Linked DNA regions of Homo sapiens: region 2 is linked to region 1. A link is a loop called in an ENCODE intact Hi-C map of the cell type or tissue named here. Cell type or tissue: mammary epithelial cell. All regions are shown on one strand.

Region 1 (8,000 bases):
AGAGAAAGAAATGCTGGGACATCCAGCTGTCACACAGCTAACCGGAAAGCCATGTGGTCAAACAGAGGCACATTGGAGCTCTTAGGTGGAAAAATGGGTGCCCACTTAAAAGCTACACAACCTGGAACACGGTGTCAGGACACTTTAATTCTTTCTCCTCCTGTCCTCATCTGGTAGCCTCATGCAATTCAGAGGAAACACAAAGCGGAGCATTCCCAAAGGGCTCACATTGTTTGGGATTTGTCCACGTTGACTCTTCAGGCTGCAGTTGCATTTGCTGGATACCTGCTATGTGCCAAATCTCATCTCCCTCCCTTCCATCAAAACAAACAAATCCCAATAGGGAGTAGTGAGGTTATAAAAGGATTACCTCATTTAAACTTATTATAAACACACATACACACACCCCACAGGTCCCAACTGCAGAACTATTAAATCAACTTGAAGTAATGACAGGTGGATAGGCAGATGGAACAAAGTACTTCCCATAAACATAGAGTCGGATTTGAACCCCTATCGCACAGCCAGGCAGGGGCTACTCACAAAGTTAACTCTCATTCCTCTTTGCCCTCATTACTCCCCATAACTTGCTCATCTTTCTGTTGTAGAATTGGTCACTCCGGATTGTACTTATTTGTTTAACTTCCTTTCTATCACCACACTGAGCATCTTAAGGGCCACATCAAAGCTTTTTCTATCAGTACACCCAGAGCTCAGCACAGCATTGGCACACTGTATGTGCTCAATAAATGCTTATGAATGAAAGAATATATGAATTAGTGGGGTAGACTCTCACTTGTTTTTGAAAGTGTGGTGAAAACTCACTCTATTTCTATGTACAACACTGCAAAATTCAGGTAATTGTTCATTTATTTTAGAATTCCTTAAGAAAATTCAATAAGTAAGCCATAATGAAATAATTTGGGGAATTTAAGAGATCAGTAGAGATCATTAAATTCAGTTTCCTGTCTTTAATTAAATTTTCCATTTCCAAGTGGGTGTTTGGCAAATACACATGGGTTTTATCTAGCAGGACCAATGGGATAATCACAACCAGGTTGAATTCTATTGGGCAATAAAAATTCAGCATCAATGGGGCTCTGTGGGGAGAAAATAAATCGGCCTTATTCTGAATATACCAGACATCATTTTGCTGAAAGCCGACTTAATGTTTCATATCTGGCTACCAATCCGGGAAAAATGACCAATTCCTATTCCAGAAACATGGGTGGAAGTAAATCAAGAATTCAAATAGTTAGTGATACCTTGAATTTTCCTTTGACATCCATTCCCTTCACTTCCCTACAGTTCTCATTCCTCTTTAATTACTCTTAAAATTGTAATCCATTTAGTTTCAAAACAGCAAGGAATCGTTGTGCATCTACAAGGTGCAGTTGGAACCTGACTCAGTTTACTCAGCAGCAATAATGTTATAAAGCCACCTTTCTATCACCTACCTGCCTATCTATATTAATTAATATGTGCAAAGAGCAAGGAGCTCCCTATAGAGAATGGCCCTACATATTCACAAAGGGCTATTATCATTAATTGCCAGTTAGTAATTAGATGTCACTAGTTCCATTATCATATCCATAGACTTGTGAATGCTTAAGCCATAATGTTGCCATTTCAAGTGTTGTCAAATGTGGATGTCAAATGTCTTTCAATGTCATGTCCTCTTTGGGGCAGGGAGAATGACATTGTAGTACCGCCTTTTGGGCAATTTTGAGTTAATAGTGAGGCAAGTGGCTCTCAAACAGCTTCAAACAATAACCCCTTATTGGATTACCAGACAATGAATTAATGGCCACTAAGAGACTGGCAGATCATATCTTAATTAAGCCCAGGCAGTTGAGAAGGCTCTGTGACTCCTTTTAATTGCATTTCCATAGCTCACATGGGCTGTACTTCACTTTGGCCAGAGGTTTGCCCAATTTTTGAATGCCAACATAGCAAAGCATCTTAAATCATCACTAAATGTTGCGAATGTAAACTAGTTTATCTAAACCTCAAGAAATTACTACGCCAATTGTTAATAATGCTATCACACACTTCTTTAGTTTAAATATCTAAGATCTAAAAATTGGACAGCTTTATCCTCTTCCACTCAGCAGGGAGATGGATTGATTTTTTTCTTTTAGCACCAAGCAAGCCGACCAGGGCACTGAAGGAAGGATTATACTAGAGTTTGACTGGGTAACCTTGACTTTCTGTGTTTCAGTGTATAGCATCAAAAGAATAGAACATGACTGCTCCCTGCCCACAGACATGTGGAAATATTAAAGAAAATATGTTTGAAAATCCCCTTAGCTTCATGGATTCAAGAATCCTATGTCTGGTTCCTAACTTTGCTTCCAAGTATGTACCCAAGAGCGAGCGATTTACATGCTCTCGGAGGCTCTGTACCCTCACTTAAAAAACAAGGGAGTTAGACTGGAACCCAGACAAGAGTTTTGTTTTCTAAACTGCATCCTAGGGGACTTATCTGCCACAGAATGTTAATACGTGTTTCTGATAAAAGGGTTTCCCGGTCAGGTACATTCAAGTATGCAGGTGAAAAACCAGGTTAAACATAGGTTAATGCATTTCAAATCTGAAGTTTTACTCTCACAGCCTTCAATGTGCTAATGTAATTCTCCAAACTCTGGGTTGTGCAAGCAATATTTAACAAACTTATTAAACTAAGGAAACGTATTTTGGTAGAGGATGCATGGTTCTAGTGTGGGAACTAATATTAGGAATCACTGAGTTCTGATAGTGTTCCATAGAGCCTTAGGTTACTGCTGCGGGAGCCTCGGGAACAGTCATAGGCAATAGGGAAGAGACTCTAGAGCCTTAGGTTACTGCTGCAGGAGCCTCGGGAACAGTCATAGGAAATAGGGAAGAGACTCCAACCTCATCAGCCCCTTAGCCAGAGCAGGTCTACTGTTTTTTTTCTTCTGACTTTGTTTGCTTTAATTTCTTAATAATGAGTAAGATTTGTTCAAAAGAATAGGTGCTCTGACCCGAATAATTTGAAATCCACCAGACTAGGTGTTCTAAAATCCCCTCCATTGCCAACATCCCTGAGTCTATTACTGTTTTAAAGAAAAATATGTAATAAAATAAAACATGCATAAAATTAGCTTTCATAAGTTCTCTAAATTCAATTTGTGATGGTTTTATTCCAGGCTTTCTAGCCAATGCTATTGTTCCATCCATTGTCAATTTGCACTTCACACTCGAGGGTATGAAATATACCTTTAGTTTTGAAGCAGCCTTTTTATCTCACTGAATAGATGATATGCGCTCTCATTCTCAGCATTCCAGAAGGTACAGCTCAGCTCATCTGACTTCATGTGGCTCCCTTCTCTCCTGACCACAGAGCCTTCTTCTGACCATGAAGAATTTTTGCAGAAGGGCGTCCCCCTTGGACATAACTCCAGGTGCTTGCACTGCCATCCTTCCTGACTTGGTAATTAATCTGGGCAACTTTCTTTTTCTCTTCAGCTCATAATTGATTTTCTCCATAAATTATTTTGGGCTGTTTTTGCATATCAAAGGCCACATAAAGAGTCATTGTACTGAGCTGTTAATGGGTCCCTGAGAATGGAGACTTGTTTCCCTTTTTTTTCCTTTTCTTCGAGAAACTCACATTGCATTGGGTTACAAAGGTTTCTCCTTCAGATCTTAATTGGACATCAGAATTTACAGTATCTAGTCAAAAAGAACAAAATCACCTCTTTCTGACTTTAATCTACAATCCTAGCCCTTACCAGCTATATTTACGTAAGCCTTTAACCATGTCACACAAATGAAATGTTCAAGTGGCTTTATACATTCAGGATTAGGAGTAAATTAGTCAATGAGCTGGCAAGACCTTAAGACCAAAATCCTTTTTTTCCTTTATGTGAGGAAAGCAATTGCTCATGAATGCTGTAACTTCTATTGCCTAGGGCTGAGGAAGAGGTATGCGCCTGAGTGATTGGTGGAGCCCAGTGTGAAGACAGTTAAAACATACAGAGCTATTTGGCATGGGCAGAATAGCCTTGCATGACATACACCAGCTCATTGTTTTCACAATAGGAAGAGCAGACGCTCTTGGGAAATTTGGCAGTACAACACGTGGGGTGACAGCACACAGCACTGAAGGCATATAATGTAAAAACTGTTACGCGTAGTCGCTTTTTGTTTTCCTTCCATTAAAAATGCAGCGAACTATCTTACCATTCCCCAACTTTACCAAATGGCACTGGTGAGTGGGGTAGCAGAGATCAATCCATGCATTTCTGAAGGGATGGGTTCCTCAGTGTGTGATAAGCCAAATATATTTGATTTCCAATATGCATGTATGCATAGAAAGCTTCCAATGGATGGTGCTGACATTTATCTTCAGCATCTAGGACTGGTGGGGCTGGTCACCCCTGTGCTCATGAGTGAAAGTAAATGTCAGGAAAGATTAGTGGTCATGTACTACCCACACACACCGATATTTTTCATTCTCTGTGTATTCCTCATGCTGCTCTTCATTTAGGGAACAGTTGTGAGAAATTAAATGTACCTGTGCTCCGGAGGGAGCAGAATTATGGAAATGAGGGCTGTGTTATCATGTAGCACTTTCGCTGAGATGCTTTTCAAAGCAAAATACTACTCACCCTCTTGTTTTCTTCTGCAAATTAGAAACAGAGGCCTGAAGAAGACTTTGTATTCTTGAGTCTGTCCGTGACCTATGGATCTCAGAACTCCAGAGAGCATCCTGGACATTTTATTTTTACTATTAATTGGATCCATTCATTTGTGATTTCAGTTATGACTGAACTGGGGTGAAAGAGGGTGGAGAGGAAGAACTGACACTGAAACATTCTTCTAAATTATCTGTGTGTTGAACAGTGTGCCCATCTCCTATAGTTAAAAAAGACAAAAGGAAGGAAGAATGAAAGAAAACATGAATCTATTCAACAACTCCTTATGATTGAAAGTGGGAAGAGAACGTTGAAAATTCATCCAAGGTAAAAGGCAACTGAGAAGGAAGAGTCAAGTGACAGCAGTCCATAAACCATACTGTCCCCGACCTGGCCAACTGGTGGCCAAGGCAAAACAGGAGCAAGAATAATCAGAACAACCCATCTCCTGTACTCACCCATGCTCGGGTATAAGCTTCCCCTTTGTGCTCTTATCACCTCTCTTTTCATCGCTTGGACTTCATCCCATTAAGCTTATTGAAAGCTGAGTTAAACTGAAGAAGAAAGGAAGAAAGGAAGGAAGGAAGAAAGGAAGGAAGGAAGGAAGGAAGGAAGGAAGGAAGGAAGGAATGAGGGAGGGAGGGAGGGAAGGAGGGAAGGAAGGACCATCAAACTGCACCAATCACAGATTTAAAATGCATTCAAAGGCCACTGGGTTCTTTTTGAGCAGGTAACAAGACCCCAGGGAGGGCAGGTTAGGCCTAAGGACATCTCTCTTCTGATGCCAGAGCTGCTTGGTTCTGCCAACAGACTCCAGAGTTGAGTTAATCATATCTCGGATCCTGCACAGAGCACAACACAAAGCTCTCCAGAATAAATGACAGGAAATCCTGGGCAGAATGTTTTCCCTTTCCTGATGACCAGAGATTGAAATTCCACTCCAGAAATCCTCTCCTCTCATGACCCTCTTCCTTTCAAGTGGAAGAGCGGTAAGCTGAGGACTCTCGAATCCAACCCATCTATGTCATCACAGGAAGGAAACCGTGGAGAAAAGACATTTACACCAACTCAGGCAGAAAAGGCACAAAACAAACACACCGTTAAATAGGGTGGCAAGCAACCCAAACACATCTGATGACAAATTCATTCACGTAGGCCCTTATTTAAGCTTTTATTGGGGTTTTGTTTGGAGGTTTTTTTTCCCCCCTCCCCTAACATTTTAAGGCTTATAAATCTAGAAGACTAGGCTTTCCATTGAAGGCAAGATTCGGCCAGGCGCAGTGGCTCACGCCTGTAATCCCAGCACTTTGGGAGGCCAAGGCAGGTGGATCATGAGGTGAAGAGATAGAGACCAGCCTGGCCAACATGGTGAAACCCTATCTCTACTAAAAATACAAAAATTAGCTGGGCATGGTGGCGTGCACCTGTAGTCCTGTTACTTGGGAGGCTGAGGCAGAAGAATTGCTTGAACCCGGGAGGCAGAGGTTGAAGTGAGCTGAGATTGCTCAACTGCACTCCAGACTGGTGACAGAGCAAGACTCTGTCTCAAAAAAAAAGAAGGCAAGATTCTTATTTTGGTCCCACTTGTTACCTGAAAAGGCAAAAAATAAGAAGAAAGAAAAACAAGGAAACTAGGCAGTTATATTACTGTACCTGAATATTTTTTAAGGCACAAGATAGGTCAGATTGCATTGTCTGAAGAACTCCACTAAGAAAAGAAAACTCACTTGTCAATGCAGGGAGATCTACTGAAGGTTTTTGCAAACTATTAATAAATGGAGTGGAGGCTCGCAGAAGGACACGATATAGGCATAATTTAGGACATTTGTGATATGTTTTAGCCTTTTCAAAAGTTTAGACTATTCCAGTCTCTGTCTTATTTCCCCCTCTAAATTTGAAAGTTTTGTAGGTCAGACTGTAAAAACACTAGGACCTAATAATTATGCAGTGCTAAGTATGTGCCAAGCCTTGCACATATGTTATCTCACTAAATTTTCACAATAACTCTATGAGAAAAAAAAATATTTTTCAAGTGAAAAGACTAAGGCAAAGAGCATTTTAGTGACTTACCCAAGGTCATGTTTTTTATAAATGCCAGGGTCAAAATTTGAACCCAGGCAGTCAGATCCAAGAGCCCATGCTTACATCTTCTAATCTCTTTTCACATTACACGTATCTTTTGTGCACCTCTCAGACGTTATGCTATGCTCACAGAAGATGCTAACTCACTATGTGTTGAACTCATTAACATGAGAGCAAAGAGGTATAAGTTCACATGTAGATTATAAATATGCAAATGCTCATCACTGTTCAAATTGTCTATAGGACAAATATTCTGAGGTGCTAAGGAAAATGCAAAAGGACTCCTATCTTAAAAAAAGCTAGCCTAAATGCATTTTGGGTAAGGAATAAGTTATCACAGACACAATTTTAACACAATTCATTCATTCATTCATTCATTTGAACACAGATGTTCCTTGAACAACTCAGGAGTTAGGGTTCCAAGCCCCCATATAGTTGAAAATCTGGATATAACTTTTGACACCCCACAAAATTAATGACTAACAGCCTGCTGTTGAACAGATGCCTTACTGATAACACAGTCAATTAACACATATTTTGTATGTTACATGTATTACATACTGTATTATTAAAATAAAGTAAGCTAGAGAAAAGAAAATGTTATTAAGAAAATAACAAGAAAGAAAAAATATATGTACTACTCATGAAGTGGAAGTGAATCATCTGAAAGGTCTTCGTCCTCACCATCTCCAGCTGGAGTAGGCTGAGGAGTTGGTCTTCCAGCCTCAGGGGTGGCACAGGCAGAAGAAAATCTGCATATGAGTGAACCACACAGTCCAAGCCCATGTTGTGCATATTGAATGCCTATGCTGTGCCAGTTACTCTTCTTTTTTCGTTGTTGTTTTTCTCAGACTGAGTCTCACTCTGTCGCCCAGGGTAGAGTGCAGTGGTGCAATCTCGGCTCACTGCAACCTCTGCCTCCCGGGTTCAAGCGATTCTCCTGCCTTGGCCTCCCGAGCAGCTGGGATTACGGGCGCTCACCACCACATCTGGCTAATTTTTGTATTTTTAGTAGAGACGGGGTTTCCCCATGTTGGCCAAGCTGGTCTCGAACTCCTGACCTCAGGTGATCTGCCCACTGTGGCCCAAGGTGCTGGGATTATCGGCATGAGCCACAGCGCCTGGCCTGTGCCAGTTAGTCTTCTAAAAACAAGATGAGAAGAACAAAGCACTCCCCTCCTGCCCTTAGGGATTCACTGTGGAGTGGAGGAACAAGCATGGATGCTTCACATGAGAAGCACTAATAAAGGTTCACCA
Region 2 (8,000 bases), 94 kb before region 1:
AGAAATTTTCTTGCTACATAGGTATACATATGTATAAAACAACCAATAAAAGACAAAATGTTTGCTAACCTTAGAAATGCAAAATCAACTTGGAATCCCATCTTGGAATAGGATTCTAGAGCAAATGTATGTAGGACTTTTAATGGTGAGTCACCAAAAATATTGTTGCACCTTAGTTTTACAAAATATGTTTTCACATTTTAATATGTATTGATTAAAATTTTATTTTATAGCAGCAAGAACACTTACCATGAGCTCTACCCTCTTAACCAAATTTTCAGTGTATAATACGGTAACCAGAGGTACAATGTTGTACAGGAGACTTCCAGAACTTACACATCTTGCGTAACTGAAACTCCATGCTCATTCCCCTCTCATTCCAGCCCCTGGTGACCATCATTCCACTCTTTGATTCTATGAATTTGCTTATTTTAGATATCTCACATCAGTGGAATCATGGAGTACTTGTCCTTTCTGACTGGTTTATTTCATTCAGCATAATGTCCTCAAGGTCCATCCATGATGTCACATATTGCAGCATTCCCTGTATGCATCTTTATATACTCTTAAAAAATTGACACTTAATAATTGTACATGTTTATAGGGAACATAGTGATTTTTCAATACATACAACTTATGGTGATCAGATTAGGGTAATTCATATATCTATCATCTCAAGCATTTATCATTTCTTTGCATTAGGAACATTCAATATCCTCCTTCTAACTATCTGAAACTACATACTGTATTATTTTTATAGTCATCCTACAGTGGTATACAACACCAGAACTTATCCATACTGTGTAGCTGTAAGTTTCTATTCTTTAACAAATTTCTCCACTGTATGTAAATTCCACATTTTCTTTATCCATTTATCCAGCAGTGGACATTTAGTGTTTCCATATCTTGGTTGTTGCGAACAGTGTTGCAATGTTTCTGAAATAGAAATTTATCTTCTAATCTGTATGTATGTTGAACATGGTGCCCATTTTTCTATTTCTCTTAATCCTAAAAAAAAAAAGCTGTTATTAAATCAACAAGCAGCTAACTGTCAATGGTACCTTCAAATCAAGCAAATATATTTTTCCTGAGAAACTGAGAGTAGGGAAGAATCCATTTTTTTATGAAATATCTTCTCTAAAATTAATCCTTGCTGCTGATATAAAAGGATCCAGATATCAATCCCCATATTTCTTTATAAGCCAAACTTCTGAGGCAGGTTTCCCCACCCACCTGTGTGCTGAGTCCCCACAAGAATGGTGATGGACCCTGAGAAACTGACTCAGCCAAATCCCTCACAAGCAAGGCCTGGTGTTCCCAGTGTCCAATGGCCTGTAAGTCAGTCAAGAGTTTCCTTGCCATCAGCCATTTTGCTTCAAATAGCCTACCAAGTTCATTCCAACACAGAAAGGCATCTGAGAACTGCATATTGTTTTCCAAACAACCCATTATCTGGTGGCCTACTGAAAAATTAGTTGAGGGAGAATCTGTGCTGAGAGATAAATCTTTCTGTGACATTTCAAGACTCATCCTCAGCCAATTAGAACTGCCACTGTGAGAGCAGCCTGTTAGCACACATTCCAACCACGTTAACCCCAGAAGTTCTGAAAGAAGCCCCTTAGCAGACCTACAGTGTCCTCTGCATTCTGGGAACTGATGGGAAAGCATGTGCATGTGTTGACTTATGGTGGAGCAAACCCCAAACAGGTTTGTGGCCAGAAATGGGATAGAACTAAAGAGTCAAAGAACTGAATTGAGAAATTGCAGACATTAAAAAAAGCTATTTCTAGAAGGAGTGGCTCTTTAGCGACAGGATTTACTCTGACCTCCGAATGCAACCTTGGGCCACACAGGAACCTGGACTCCTGGACAGATGAATTAGGGTGCTTTATTTCAAAATGAAATTGACCATAATGGTTAGTTTGGTGAGTTTCCTAGTGGAGTTTTGGCCTGAGGTTTTAAAAACTGCTCCAGGTCAAGACACTCTGAACCTCTTTCTATGCTATTTAACTGGCCCTATATTCCTCAGTGATCTTTTTTGGAAAGAAGGTGGAGCCATATGTCCTTTTAACAATACTCATAGCTTGCCATTTACAAAGGTTACCTTTACCAGGGGAGCTAGGTACTTTGCAAACATACAACTAACATCATGCACTGCTGGGGACATTTACACCACCAAATCATTACATAAATATTGCTTCATTAAGTCACAGAACATTCCTAAAGATAACTAGGCACCTCTGCTCCCATTTTTCTAGTTGGATAAACTGAGGTCCAGAGAAGACAATTCCTATACTCAAAGTCACCAAAATAAAACAGTTTATTTTCACTGGATCCCCTTCACAAATAGAAAAGTCCCCATTTTGGCTCCTCGTTGTTAATACAGAGGACACTTAGTTTGGAAACCCTTAGCCTAGAGAACTGCCAAATTCTGTTTTCTGATGCCAGTGACACAAAGCCCCAGCAGCCCACAGGACAGAAGGAGCTAGCACATCTCCAAGCTGAGGGACTCCGTGGCTGCAGGCTGTGTGCAAATGGACCCAGCTCATAAGCCAGCCTCATTTTTCACAAATGACACCATCTTTGGATCTGCACGCATCTGGCCATAGAGTAACTTTCAAAGAGTGTTTGTCAAAAGCTTATTCTCTCAGAAGAGTTCCCAGGAGAAAACCCCTATTCCTCTCAGCAGTCAAATCAAAAGGCCCCTCTCCCTGAAACCCCACACACAGGCACCACAGTGAGGAGGAATCACAACCGTAAAATAAGGGGCCAGAGTCCCGCAGAGGCCCCTGTGCCTCTCTCCCGGGGAGGTGGCAGGGATATCTGTGTACACGGCACTCTCCAACTGAACTGGGCCTCCTGTCTTGAGTAAAACTAAAAATAAGGGTGATAACAAGAAAGATTTATCTGAGACTGAAAGGAAGTTCTGACATTACCATAATGGCATCTCTCCAGAAAGTCTGTTCTTTCCTTTCCATTCACATCTCCACTTAGTATTTTTCTGAAAATATAGCTAAAGGCAACTATTCTTTCCCCATGGTTCACAACTATCAGATTGCCCAAGCTTGCACAGACTGCCCCCAAAACATGGTTAGTTAATTACTCACCAACAGAAATACCAAAAGCAACAAATCAGTTGCACACATATGTGTTTGAGAACCCTTATTGTTCTAAGAGACTCCTAATTACACATTTCCTCTGGTATCTACCCCTACCCCTCCCTACTTCCCTACGGGAGTCTGAGTAACACAATCAAAGAAGATTCTAAAGAGGCTTGTCATATCCTGGGGTTTACAAGACATGGTATTCAAAAGGCAATGATGTTAATATTGTTTTACAGTATGCTGGCTGCTTGGGGGGTTTGCAGCCATCTGTGTTCATTAACCCCTTTTTAAGTCAGGGGAAGGGCTGGGGTTGGCTCATTCACAGAGTTATGCTGCCTGCCTCATCACTCACTTCCTCTATCGAGTCATTGACTTGGGGGCATCAGGCATGATTTATTAGTAGGAAACATACCAGTAGACTTTGGTACAACAAGCATCTCCTAATTTTGCCCTAGCCAATCCCTATAAGAACCACTATCTGTATTACCTCTGAGTTCTCCAAGAGCTGATTCTAGAATATCCAGGTAGGTGTGAGTTACGAGCACAGAAGATTTTATTAGATCCACCGTCAAGGACTCCTAATACAGGCCTATTGCTACTGATGGATGACCTGGTTACCATATATATGAGGTAGTTACATTTATAATACAACGCACTTTTTTGTGTGAATCTGATAAAAGCTATGAACTCTAATTCCAGAAAAAAAAAATGTTCTTTCTCTCTTTCACACAAAAACGCACACCCCATATAATTCTGGGAGGTTCATGACCCACTGAAGCTCATCTGGGTCCACCAGCCCCAGCTGAGGAGATCTCATTTCATTAGAAGTTTAGCTTATTCTAAATATTTACCATGCCCTTCCCCACACTCCCATTATAATCATGGCTAATGTATTTTCATGATCTTTAATTTTTCCCACATTTGAATCAAATGATCTCCTCACTGATAGGAAGGGAACATTCTACTATCACAGTCTTTCATTTTAACAGATACACAGGCATCAAGGGCTTAATACAGGCAAGCACGGTGGTGGTCAGTGTGACGTGTTAACTTGGCTGTGTGACGTGTTAACTAACCTGTGATGGTCAGTGTGACGTGTTAACTTGGCTGAGTGACGTGTTAACTAACCTGTGATGGTCAGTGTGACGTGTTAACTTGGCTGTGTGACGTGTTAACTAACCTGTGATGGTCAGTGTGACGTGTTAACTTGGCTGAGTGACGTGTTAACTAACCTGTGATGGTCAGTGTGACGTGTTAACTTGGCTGTGTGACGTGTTAACTAACCTGTGATGGTCAGTTTGACGTGTTAACTTGACTGTGTGACGTGTTAACTAACCTGTGATTCTCAGTGTGACGTGCTAACCTGGCTGTGTGACGTGTTAACTAACCTGTGACGGTCAGTGTGACGTGTTAACTTGGCTGAGTGACGTGTTAACCAACCTGTGATGGTCAGTGTGACGTGTTAACTTGGCTGTGTGACGTGTTAACTAACCTGTGACGGTCAGTTTGACGTGTTAACTTGGCTGTGTGACGTGTTAACTAACCTGTGACGGTCAGTGTGACGTGTTAACTTGGCTGAGTGACGTGTTAACTAACCTGTGATGGTCAGTGTGACGTGTTAACTTGGCTGTGTGACGTGTTAACTAACCTGTGACGGTCAGTGTGACGTGTTAACCTGGGTGAGTGACGTGTTAACTAACCTGTGACGGTCAGTTTGACGTGTTAACTTGGCTGTGTGACGTGTTAACTAACCTGTGATGGTCAGTTTGACGTGTTAACTTGGCTGTGTGACGTGTTAACTAACCTGTGGTGGTCAGTTTGACGTGTTTTGGCTGTGTGATGTGTTAACTAACCTGTGATGGTCAGTTTGACGTGTTAACTTGGCTGTGTGACGTGTTAACTAAACTGTGACGGTCAGTTTGACGTGTTAACTTGGCTGTGTGACGTGTTAACTAACCTGTGACGGTCAGTTTGACGTGTTAACTTGGCTGTGTGATGTGTTAACTTGGCTGTGTGACGTGTTAACTAACCTGTGACGGTCAGTTTGACGTGTTAACTTACTTGGCTGTGTGACGTGTTAACTAACCTGTGATGGTCAGTTTGACGTGTTTTGGCTGTGTGACGTGTAAACTAACCTGTGATCGTCAGTTTGACGTGTTAACTTGGCTGTGTGACACGTTAACTAACCTGTGATGGTCAGTTTGACGTGTTTTGGCTGTGTGACGTGTTAACTAACCTGTGATGGTCAGTTTGACGTGTTAACTTGGCTGTGTGACGTGTTAACTAACCTGTGACGGTCAGTTTGACGTGTTAACTTGGCTGTGTGACGTGTTAACTAACCTGTGACGGTCAGTTTGACGTGTTAACTTGGCTGTGTGACGTGTTAACTTGGCTGTGTGACGTGTTAACTAACCTGTGACGGTCAGTTTGACGTGTTAACTTACTTGGCTGTGTGACGTGTTAACTAACCTGTGATCGTCAGTTTGACGTGTTAACTTGGCTGTGTGACATGTTAACTAACCTGTGATGGTCAGTTTGACGTGTTTTGGCTGTGTGACGTGTAAACTAACCTGTGACGGTCAGTGTGACGTGTTAACTTGGCTGTGTGACGTGTTAGCTAACCTGTGATGGTCAGTTTGATGTGTTTTGGCTGTGTGACGTGTTAACTAACCTGTGATCGTCAGTTTGACGTGTTAACTTGGCTGTGTGACGTGTTAACTAACCTGTGATGGTCAGTGTGACGTGTTAACCTGGCTGTGTGACGTGTTAACTAACCTGTGATGGTCAGTGTGACGTGTTAACTTGGCTGGGTGACCTGTTAACTAACCTGTGACGGTCAGTGTGATGTGTTAACTTGTCTGTGTGACGTGTTAACTAACCTGTGACGGTCAGTTTGACGTGTTAACTTGGCTGGGTGACGTGTTAACTAACCTGTGACGGTCAGTGTGACGTGTTAACTTGGCTGTGTGACATGTTAACTAACCTGTGACGGTCAGTTTGACGTGTTAACTTGGCTGTGTGACGTGTTAACTAACCGGTGACAGTCAGTTTGACGTGTTAACTTGGCTGAGTGACGTGTTAACTAACCTGTGATGGTCAGTGTGACGTGTTAACTTGGCTGTGTGACGTGTTAACTAACCTGTGATGGTCAGTGTGACGTGTTAACTTGGCTGAGTGACGTGTTAACTAATCTGTGATGGTCAGTGTGACGTGTTAACTTGGCTGAGTGACGTGTTAACTAACCTGTGATGGTCAGTTTGACGTGTTAACTTGGCTGTGTGACGTGTTAACTAACCTGTGATGGTCAGTTTGACGTGTTTTGGCTGTGTGACGTGTAAACTAACCTGTGATCGTCAGTTTGTTGTGTTAACTTGGCTGTGTGACGTGTTTACTAACCTGTGATGGTCAGTTTGACATGTTAACTTGGCTAGGCTGCAATGCCCAGTTAGTCAATCAAATACTAATCTCGTCATTGCTGTGAAGCCATTTTTGTAGATGAGATTAACATTCAAAAATAAAATTGGTTTTAAATAAAAGAGATGATCCTGGATAATCTGGGTGGGTCTCACCCAATCAGCTGAAAGGCCCTACAGGCAGAACTGAGGTTTCTGGAAAGAAATCCCACTTGTGGACAGCAGCTTCAGCCTGTGCCAGAAAGCTCCAGCTGCCATTCCTGATGGCCTGCTTTACAGATTTCAGACTTGCCTAGCCAGCACCCATCATCATGTGAGCCAACTCCCTGCAATGCACCCCTTTTGATGTCTCTTACTAGTTCTGTGTCTCTGGTTTAACCCTGACTGATGCAGATTTTGCTACAAGGAAGTGAGTTATTGCTAGAAGAAATACACTTTAAAAATGTGCAGCTGGCTTTGGAATTGGACAATGAGTAGAGGCTCAAAGAACTTGTAAGTGCATGATAGAAAAAGCCCAGATTGTCTTTACCAGCGAATCCATAGAAGCCCTTCTGGTGAGGTCTCAGAAAAAAATTAGAAGCATGTTGTTGGAAACTAGAAGAAAGGCAATTTTTGTTATACAGAAGCAGAAACTTAGCTGAATTGTTTTACAGTTAGTGTAAAGCAAAACTTTTAAGCCATTAATGTGGACATTTAGCTGATGAGACTTCCAAGCAAAGTACTCAAGGTGCAGCCTGGTTTCTTCTTTCTGCTTATAGTAAAATGTGAGCAAAAATAGATTAATTGAGGAAAGAAGTGTTACGCAAAAAAAGACCCTTGATTTAGAAATTAACAGCTTGTTTAAATTGCAAAATATGCTAAAATTAGAAGATCCACTGTTAACAAAATGTCCTCTGGAGAGAACGCCAAGTATATGACTGAACACCCTGTTGCTAGAACTGAAGGGAATGGGTATGTGACCCTTGGATATGAATGGATATCAGCATAGGTCAGAAAGAAAGATGAGATTATCTAAGAAATTCTGTGGAGGACCCTTTTGTCTAATAATATGAATCCCTATGACACATACAGGAGAATCACCAGGTTTTTGAGAATATTACATCAGTAGAAACATGTCCAGCTTAGACTGAAAGGATCAAGGACATGACTAAATGAAAGAAGGTTGCTAGACTCCCAAAATTCCATAGAAAGAAAATAAGCTCATAAAACTACAAAGTTGCAAACATGTGCTACCCTTCATGAAAAAAGGAAAGATGACTGTGAGGGCTGAGCTTTGGAACCAGAGCCCAGAATTGCAAGGCCAGAAGGCAGAGCTATGGGCCCAGAGGGCAGTGAAATTAGCCTCAGGGGATTATTCCCAGGCCTTGCATGTAATGGAATTTGCCCTACTGGATTTGGAAGGTGCCTGGGTCTGGGTAACCTTTTCTTCCTTCCATTTTCTCCCCTTTGGAATAGGAGTGCCTACAACTGTTATTCTATGCTT

The links. Peaks named below come from ENCODE experiments on the same cell type or tissue, not always from the same donor. Only the 100,000 strongest peaks of a DNase experiment are listed, where the experiment ranks them.
Region 2: it touches region 1 in a loop (5-fold over the local background); 2 of 110 quality-filtered maps call a loop at or near these places.

Annotation. Positions count from the first base shown.
Region 1 is chr11:131,973,408-131,981,407 of GRCh38, reverse strand. The region is part of intron 2 of NTM (neurotrimin); the gene reads right to left. Among named protein-coding and RNA genes, the nearest start is that of NTM-AS3, 80 kb to the right of the region's middle. RefSeq lists enhancers at 1-249, 3,471-3,981. In mammary epithelial cell, no CTCF peak of the experiment used is centred here; DNase peaks (open chromatin) are centred at 3,357 and 3,967; H3K27ac peaks cover 2,199 bases.
Region 2 is chr11:132,067,562-132,075,561 of GRCh38, reverse strand. The region is part of intron 2 of NTM (neurotrimin); the gene reads right to left. It overlaps LOC124902795 (a long non-coding RNA gene), which reads right to left. Exons shown (of 2, transcript XR_007062958.1): 1 at 4,597-8,000; 2 at 207-4,388. Among named protein-coding and RNA genes, the nearest start is that of NTM-AS3, 170 kb to the right of the region's middle. In mammary epithelial cell, no CTCF peak of the experiment used is centred here; a DNase peak (open chromatin) is centred at 3,241; H3K27ac peaks cover 4,671 bases.